3 separate regions of the Mus musculus genome follow, and all the other regions are linked to region 1. A link is a contact called in ENCODE POLR2A ChIA-PET data. All regions are on one chromosome and are shown on one strand. The core of a region is the stretch at or near the end of the contact, and the rest is flanking DNA. Distances in the headings are between cores, read along the strand shown.

What was found. ChIA-PET counts read pairs that join two places held with the same protein, here RNA polymerase II (POLR2A).
Region 2: POLR2A ChIA-PET joins it to region 1 with 13 read pairs in embryonic stem cell. The contact joins the promoter of H3f3a here to the promoter of Lin9 in region 1. POLR2A ChIA-PET finds 5 or more read pairs at or near these places in 4 of 5 experiments (Patski and embryonic stem cell).
Region 3: POLR2A ChIA-PET joins it to region 1 with 15 read pairs in Patski. The contact joins the promoter of 2900024J01Rik here to the promoter of Lin9 in region 1. POLR2A ChIA-PET finds 5 or more read pairs at or near these places in 3 of 5 experiments (Patski and embryonic stem cell).

The regions. Positions count from the first base shown.
Region 1 is chr1:180,639,726-180,642,520 of GRCm38, reverse strand. It overlaps Lin9 (lin-9 homolog (C. elegans)), which reads right to left and starts at 1,371. Exons shown (of 15, transcript NM_001103182.2): 1 at 1,124-1,371. The coding sequence starts at 1,202.
Region 2 is chr1:180,812,270-180,815,064 of GRCm38, reverse strand. It overlaps H3f3a (H3.3 histone A), which reads left to right and starts at 1,460. Exons shown (of 4, transcript NM_008210.5): 1 at 1,460-1,594.
Region 3 is chr1:180,776,595-180,779,389 of GRCm38, reverse strand. It overlaps 2900024J01Rik (a long non-coding RNA gene), which reads right to left and starts at 1,429. Exons shown (of 3, transcript XR_373751.4): 1 at 1,331-1,429.

The sequences.
Region 1 (2,795 bases), core at 122-2,621:
GTTCTAAATACAGATTGCTCAGTTTGGAGGTTTGTTTGTTTGTTTGTTTTCCAAGACAGGATTTCTCTGTGTAGCCTTGGCTGTCCTGGAGCTTGGTATGTAGACTGGGTGGGCCTCGAACTCGGAGATCCACCTGCCTCTTCCTACCGAGTGCTGAGATTAAAGATGTGCGCCACCACACCTGCGAACCTTTCGTTGACCAAGGGCTACAAATACACACCACAGAGTACGTGTTGCTTCAAGACCATTTTGTAACTAAAATGCCTTTTAATAATGTGTGCAATATGAAAATTACAAAATTGTTCCCTTGTCCTTAGGTCGCAGAGTAGCTGGCTTTACTGTCTGCGGACAGGTGAACATCCGTCTCAGAGGTTGTGAGTATAGAAGGAGAAGTGAGGCAGTGAACAGGGGTGGGTGTCAGGCAGAATAACATACTTATATGGGCTGCGGTGCTCACATCCGTGTGTAATGCCCACCCCACAGTCTAGAGACACATCCACTCAGGAGGGAGACTGGGAATGGGGCTACCTCGGCACTGTATCCCGGCTGGATCATCTCCGGAAAGGTCCAGGGCCACCTGTAGTCCCAGGGGAAGGGGCCAAGCCTGTGTGACACGGAAGAAAACACTTCCAGGATGGACGCGGGGGGTCGGGGGGAGCGATCACAAGTGCCTGCAGAAGCAGGAGCCGTCAGAGGATCAGATCGGAGGCCCGGGGCACCAAGAGGGGCTGTGTCCCCGGTGCCCAGCCCGAGCCCTCCCGGCCCCCGGCCGGCGAGTTACATAACCGGGCGGGCGAGGAGGACGGCGCCCGCAACTGGGGGGCCGCTCTTCGCCCACCCCGGCCGGCGACAGCAGTCGCTCCGGGAGAGCAGCCGCCGACTCCGTCAGGACAGGCTGGACTCCCGGGCTTTCGGTTTCCGGCGCTGGCGCTCGCACAACCCCAGAAACAGACACACAAGACACCATAACAAAGGCGGCGACGCGGCGGCAGCGCCTGAGGAGGAAGGCCGGGGACTGCGGTGGGCTGGCGGCCATCCCACCTGCCCGGCAACCGGACTCGGCCGGTGCGACCCCGGGACGGGCAACCGGCGGGAAGGAGGGCTGCTCTGAGACGCTACTTACTCTCGTCAGGCAACTGGTCGAGCTCCGCCATCTTGAACGAGCCGCGCCGCTTTTTCAAAGGCTGCCCGCCCCGGTGCATTGTGGGGCGGAGACTGTCTGCGAGGGAGGTTCGAATGAGGAGCTCGCGGCCCGCGGCGCCTGCTCCCGCCAGGCCGTCCGGCTCCGCCCGAGCCCGGCGGGAGGGGGCCTCGGGGCCTCGCCCGCACCCCGGGCCGGGCCCGGAGGAGGACAGGGGACGCCTCGCCGAGAGGCCCGGTAGGGCCGAGCGCGGGGGGCGCGGCGCCAGCACCGATGCGCCCGCCCGCGCCGCCCCCCTCGCCTGCGCTCGCTCCCGGCGCGCGGCCCGCGCTGCGGCTGCGGGAACTGCAGGCCGGTTCCCGAGGGGAGCGGGACGCAGGCCCGGGCCGGTGGCGCGGCGGACGAGACCTGGGTTCCTGGTCGCTTGGCACGGAGGGGGCTCTGCCCAAAGTAACGTGGACTCGGCTCCCCAGATCGCGTTTCTCCGGCGCCCCGGCCCCTGCCCTTCCCCCCCACCGAGTGCCCGGGCCGCGGCGTCCGCTTCGCCTGCAGGTCACGGACGCGGGGTCCGGGCGGCCCGGGCCGGAACCTGAGCTGCGAGCGGCCGGGACGAGACCTTGAGAGGTCACCAAGTTGGTGTAGGCCGAGGGCTAGTGAACTGTCCTGCTTTCTTTCTCTAATGCGCTCCACCCGAGACCGGTAGTGAGCTGGGAGCCTCACAGTGACTAAGGATGCTTGGGGAAGACACAAGTGACACTAGCCAAGTGTAATGAAACTGGATGGGGATTCCTCCCTTGCTGAAAGAAGCCGGGAAAGATTTCACGGTTCCCATCTGTAACACTTTCTAGTATTTAAACCACGGTGGCTTTTCAACTACTATTTTTACAAGCGTGGTTGATCTCCGGGGTGGGTCTATTCTCCAGGGATTTATGAGGAGGGGGTAGTCGGCGAATGGAGAATTTAAAACAAAACAAAAACGAGTGGATGAGTGACTTCCACAAACTAAAAAGTTTAAAGATGGTTCAGTGAGGTGAGAGCAGATCTAGACAGGCCAGCCCAGGCTAAGTTGGGCTTGGTAAAAAGAATAAAGCGAGGTCTTAAGTAGTACGAAGGGCAGGCTTTCATTTCTTTTCTAGAACACATTCAAGAATGTGAGGCACAGGTTGGAGAAAGACAAGATGAGACTCTTGGGCGAGCAATAGAGTGGAAGACTTCAGGCTCAGGAAAAGGGCAGCAGGCTGTGAAAGTTAAGGGTGCAACTTGGGCTGCTACTTGTATCAGTCCCAGGCAAGCTTAATACTTGTGCTTCAACTTCTCCTCAGTAAAATGCAGGCAAAAATTCCACTCTTGCTTAATGAGTGGAAAGAACTTATAATGGCTCCTTGCAGCCAGCTGTTTGCTGCTACAGCCTCCAGTTTATAGACAGTAGGGAGTACCGCTGAATCTGGGGTGGAGGGAGGGGCAGGATGGAAAATCCACCTTTCGAGAGGTGAGGGGAAAGACTAGTGCGAGCAAGAGAAGCACATGGGTGCTGGCCCTTCTGGGCCCAGGGTAAGTGGGGGAGGAGGTGGGCGGGAAGTAAAACGTTGTAACAAAGTAACCTAGCCTTCTGAGAGAATCTAACCCCCCCTGAGCCTTCTGAACACATTCAGAC
Region 2 (2,795 bases), core at 211-2,710, 170 kb before region 1:
TAGTTTCCTGAAAACAAAACACAAACAAGCAAGAGGGGAAAAAATGCTTCTTGGCTCAAATTATAGGAATTTTTCACTGGCAGCTCTGTGGAGGGTTTTTTGCATATGTGCATTTAGGGTAGTATCGCAGATTGCATGTGTTCATCAACACTTAACACTCATTAAATAATAATGAAACAGGAGGCCTGGGTTGTTGTTTTTTTTCCCTCTAGGGTCTGTTCCTCAGTTCAGTGACCTTGGCCAAATCCATTTCTTCTCTCATATCTGATTTCCACATATCTGTTTCAGGATAATGTTCATGATAAGACTGCTTTGAGAGGTCTTCAGATTACATGTATGCTACTGTCCTTCATCAGTACCCTACGGGACCTTTGTGACTCTTCTACCGAAAGCCTTCACCCAGAGTTGTGTAGCCTGGTCAATACCACCTGGGGACGGTTCAGATGTTTGTGGGTCACTTAATGAGAACTTGAGCTATGCAGTCTGTTGCCCAAGCTACTGGGCAGAAGGAAAGCGGGAAACAGCTTTTCCTTCTACCTGCCGTTTCAGCCTCCTGTGTCTGACATTAGACTCTTATGTCACGAGATTTCTGCAGCGCTCCTCCAAACAGCGAAGGGGTGGAAAGGCCTACTCTGCCTTAGACTGCTACAGCTGTGTTGCACATTGTCTCAGAGGCTTACAAAATAACAGCCATCTTGCACCAAGAACCGCGGCCTAGGAAGAGGGCGAGCCCTGTCCCTCGGCCCCGGTGCCACCACCTGCGACGCGCTGACAGTCTCCGCACTGCCCCGCAGGCTGCCCCTCCTCTCCCGGGGCTAGAGTCTGCGACCGACTTGTCCTCAGGCGACTTGGCCCGAGCCTCCGGACCGGCCCGCGCTCGGCGGGGAGCGAAGGCGGGAAGAGGCCCGCGGGTCCCCCGCCCCTGGCGCGCCGCGCGGTCCGAAAGTGGGCGCGGGACTGGGGCTTCCACTTTGCCAGCTAGCTTCCCGCTTGGGCGCGTTTTCAACTGGGGCGCGGCGACCGTACGGTCCCGGCCTTCTCCCCGCCCCCACACGGGCCGGGAACCTCGGGGGCGCGCGCGGGGGCGATGCCCCTCCCCCCGCAGGCCGGGCGCTGGTCCGCAGCCCGCGCCGCCCTCCCCGCCCCCACACCCCCCGCTGTGCACCCCAAAGCTGGGCTTCGGGGGCTCACTTAACGCCTGCGTCCGACGGGGAGGGAGTGTGGGCCGGGGACGGACTAGGGCAGACGGCCCCTCGGCGGGCCCCTCGGCGTGTCTTTTGTGTTTGTACACACCGCGAGAGGCGGCGGGAGGAATGGGCGGGCGGCGCGCGGGGGAGGAGCGAGCGCGCGCCAGCGAACGAGCGCGCGGGGGGAGGGGAGGGGCGGGGCGCGCGGGGGCCCTGGGCGGGGCCGAGCCTTCCCTCCATTGTGTGTGATTGGCTGGAGCGCGGCGCGGGGCGGGGCGGCGTGTGTAGGGGAAAGCCTCGGTGTCAGCCATCTTTCAATTGTGTTCGCAGCCTTCGCCGCGCCGCTGCCGCTCTCCAACGCCAGCGCCGCCTCTCGCTTGCCGAGCTCCAGCCGAAGGAGAAGGGGGGTAAGTTTCTCCGTTTGCCCGCCTTCCCGGAGCCGGGCTCCGCTCGCCGTCGGCCTCGTAGGGGCCCACGGAGGCACCCACAGTCCCCCCGGGCTCGACCCGCAAACTTTTTGGCGCAGAAATGGAGATGGGGAGCGAGTTTGCCTTCCGCGGGCGGTGGCGGCGGCGGCTCCCCGGTCTCTCCGTCTCAGCCCAGCAGTGGCACCGCCGCGGCGTCGAGCCTGTCTCCCTCCGGCGCCGCGGGCTCCTCTTTCTTCGGTGAAATCCCTCCCGCTGCCCCTTCCCGGGACCCCAGACCTTCACCATGTCCCGCGCGAGCCTCTTAACTGCCGCCTCCGGGTCCCAGGCCCCAGTTTTTCGGGCGCAAAGGGGGTAAAATCGCCGCCGCTTTCCACCCCGGGCTAACTCGCTTTTTGCTGCCTCTCCACAGTTGTGCCTGAGCTTCACCATCTTGTCTCTCTTCTCTGGTCACCGACCATATTTTTTTTCCCCCCGTTTCTCTCTTCCCCATTTTAAAATGGAAGGAAAAAATTTTAAGAACATTTTTTTGCCTTTTTTGGAGAAAAAGAAACGATGCTTATGAAATGCAGAAAACAAAAAAAAAGAACTTTTGCATTTTTGGAGAGCGGCACGTGGCAGGGGATGGGGTATTTTCGAACGATTTGCTGTTTGTCTCTCTGGAAGGGAATCGGATACGTTTCCAATTGTTTCCATTTTGTGCTAGTCTTCGGGAGCCGAGTCGCTCGTTGCCAGCGCGGGGTGCGGGGACCGAGACGGGCAGGTCCGGTACCCCGAACCTAGGGACCCAGGGGAGGCAGAACCAAAAGTTTATGTGGTGCTGGGTGGGCCGGGCGGCCGGTGTCGAGCGCTAATTAAGCCTGGGTGCGGGGCAGTCGGCTTCCATAGCGAAGCCCGGGAGGGGGACGGGCTTTGTGGAATGCTCACTGGCGATGGCTGTTGTTCTTGCATTTCGAGACGCCTTTTTGTCAACATAACTATAAAGAAACAAACCTCAAGAATGTTTTTAGATATTTACAGCAACCCAACTGCCAGGCGCGAGAGGGGGGCAGCAAACCGAGCGGGGGGGGGGCGCTGAAACCTTTTTCTTTCTTTTTTTTCTTTTTCTTTTTTTTTTTTTTGGCTGTAATTTGACTCGACCTTTCTGTGTTTGTGGCTTCGTTCATTTGACTTGTTTGTGATC
Region 3 (2,795 bases), core at 180-2,679, 140 kb before region 1:
GGGATGACAGCAACTCAGGAGACTGAGGCAGGCTGATCTTTCCATCGAGGCCAGCCTGATCTACAGAGAGTTTCAAGCTAGCTACACCTACGCATACTGTACCGTCACGCACTCCATAAGCAGAGGTGGCTGGCTGGTGGTTCCTTCAGGTGTTTTCCCCTGTCTCGCATCTCGCATGGAGACCTGTCTGACCAGTATCTGTTCCGCCCTACCCTTGGATGTCCAATGTGTGCATCAAACCCAGCATGCCCCAAACTGCCGTTCTGACTCCCACACCACCGGTGGAACCAGCAGGGCCAGTCTTCATCTTTGGGAGTGAGCCTGTGAGGCTGGCTTGCTCTTTCCCAACCACCCAGTCCCAACACTAAACACGTCTACACAGCTCTGTCCTGCTCCATCCTCTTCCTGCCTCTCCTCCCGTGAGCTTCCATGGCCATCTGCCCACATGTATGTTTCAATTCTGTCTTTTTTTTTTTTTTTTCAAGTTTTGGGAAAGAGGATTTTTGTGTTTGCTTTGTAGCGATAATTTGTTTGTTTAAGTCAAGGGCTCAGTACCTGGCTAACTTTACCTATGGGAGATCCTCTTCCCTCTGCCTCCAGAGTGCTGGAATTACAAGCTTCCCACCACATCGGCTTCAATAAATATTTTCAATGAATGATGACTTTCAGGTGGGAAAACACCTCCAACCAATCTAGAACAGGCGCCCTGTCCAGAGTTGTAAAAAAAAAAAAGGGTTTGGGAACTCCAGCCACCGTACGGGGAGTGAGCCTCCTGCGGAGGCACTGGGACCTGACTATCCGCAAGATGCAGGCATGGACTGACCACACAGCGCCCAAGCGGCCGGTGGGACGCTTCCTGATCCGTCCTCTCTTGGCGACTGGGAAAGAGAGAGGTGGCTTTGGCTACAACTGCTTCTGGGCCAGGTAATTCTAGAGAAAGGAATGACGCGCACCTATGGGCACCAGCTGCAGAGTTGTTTGGGTGCTCCTAAGTGACCAAAGGTCCCCGAAGCCCGATCCGGAGGAGGAGCTACGGCCGCTGCATACGGGCGGGGTGGCCCAGGGCGTGCGCGCTCCCGAGGAATGGCAATCGGGCGTCGCGGCTCCAACGCCTAATTTACCAAGGCGAGCCCAGCCCTGCCCTACGGTGTCTGTGACCTGCCCACCGAGTGGGTCCCCAACCAATGAACCTCAGCTCTCGTGAGCCACAGCTCCATGGGTCCCAAATGTCCCTGGCTCCTGTGGGTCCCAGGCTTCCCCGTCGCCTGCCCCGGCAGACAAGGAGGGGTCATTTACCGCGAAGACGAAAATCTTTCCAGGAAGTTTGTACCTATTAATATTGCTGTTCCTGGCAGCAGCTCTCCGCGCGGGGCGGGGGCAGGGCAGACCCTGCAGCTGCTTCTACCGCCTAGTGTCCGCCTCTGGCCCGGGACAAGGAGCGGAGGGCAGCTCTAGGTCCCCACGCCTACGGCGGGGGCAGGACCTGCTCGGATGCTCAAGGCGCCAGAGCCCAGCGGCTTGCCCGCGAGCAGCGCGCGGTGGGACCCGGAAGATCCCGAGGCCAAGGCGCAAACCAAGAGCTGGGACTCGGGAGGGGGAAGGGAGAGGGAAGAGAGGGATCCTTGCATCGGTTACCAGAGGCCGCTAGGCCGCGCCGTTCCCCCAAAAGAAAGCTGGTCCCGGAAGCAGGTATGCTCCTGCAGTGGGAGACCATGAGCCTCGGGGCCCTGGAGAGGTTGGGACCCTGGTTCTGACCTTGCTATGGTTTCACAGCCGCAAGGCGCTGCAGCAGAAATTTGATATTCGAAAGCTTGTGGCCTCCTCGCCACCACCTTGCAAGACTGTCTCCAGTCACAGACACAGACATTAGAGGTCGTAGTGTTGTTTTGTTACTCAGTGCAAGGCCTGGTGTGTACAACAGGATCTCTTAGAAAGAAGCACAGCTGTTTTCCTGCAGTAGCGGCCCCGGAACCACACGACCGGCAGCTCCAGCCCCAGACCACAGCTCGCTGGATTTTCAGAAGTTCCTTGGGCCAGAAGTGCCAGCCAGATCACTCTTTCTCTCAGGTCACATATGGTACATAAATCACTTTGCAAAAGAACCTTAATTTATGACTCTTTTGGGTGTTTATGTAGATAAGCAGTAATTTAGTCATCCCTGAAGTGGTGATCCCTGGACACCTCAAGTGTTAACTGTCCAGAGTATGAATTAAAGTCCCTGTGTCACACCGTCTCTTCCTCAGAATTCTAGAGTCCTCTGCAGGGTGCTCTGGTAATCATCTTCCTCCTCCTCCTCCTCCTCCTCCTCCTCCTCCTCCTCCTCCTCCTCCTCCTCCTCCTCCTCCTTCTTCTTTCCCGAGACAGGGTTTCTCTGTGTAGCCCTGGCTGTCCTGGAATTCACCCTGTAGACCAGGCTGGCCTCGAACTCAGAAATCCGCCTGCCTCTGCCTCCCAACGTGCTGGGATTAAAGGTGTGCACCACCACTGCCCCGCTCTGTTAATCTTCTTGCTCAGGATGACCAGGCCTATTCTGTGCAGGGACTCTGTCCAGCTCTGCGTGGAGGGCAGTGCCCACAAGTCACCAGTATTGAGACACGGAAGGACAGAGGTAAAGTATTTATTTCCTAATGTCCGCCTTCCAGCCTTCAGGGTCTCTTGGAAGCTCAGGGCCCATGTGGTTCTCCCAGATGGCTTGCACTAGCTTGACAGGGGACTGTGCCAGAATCTGGCGTCTTAAGGTAGGGTTCACCAACTAAATAGTTTTCCCTTAGCCCTTCCCCTTGGGGAAGTCGGGG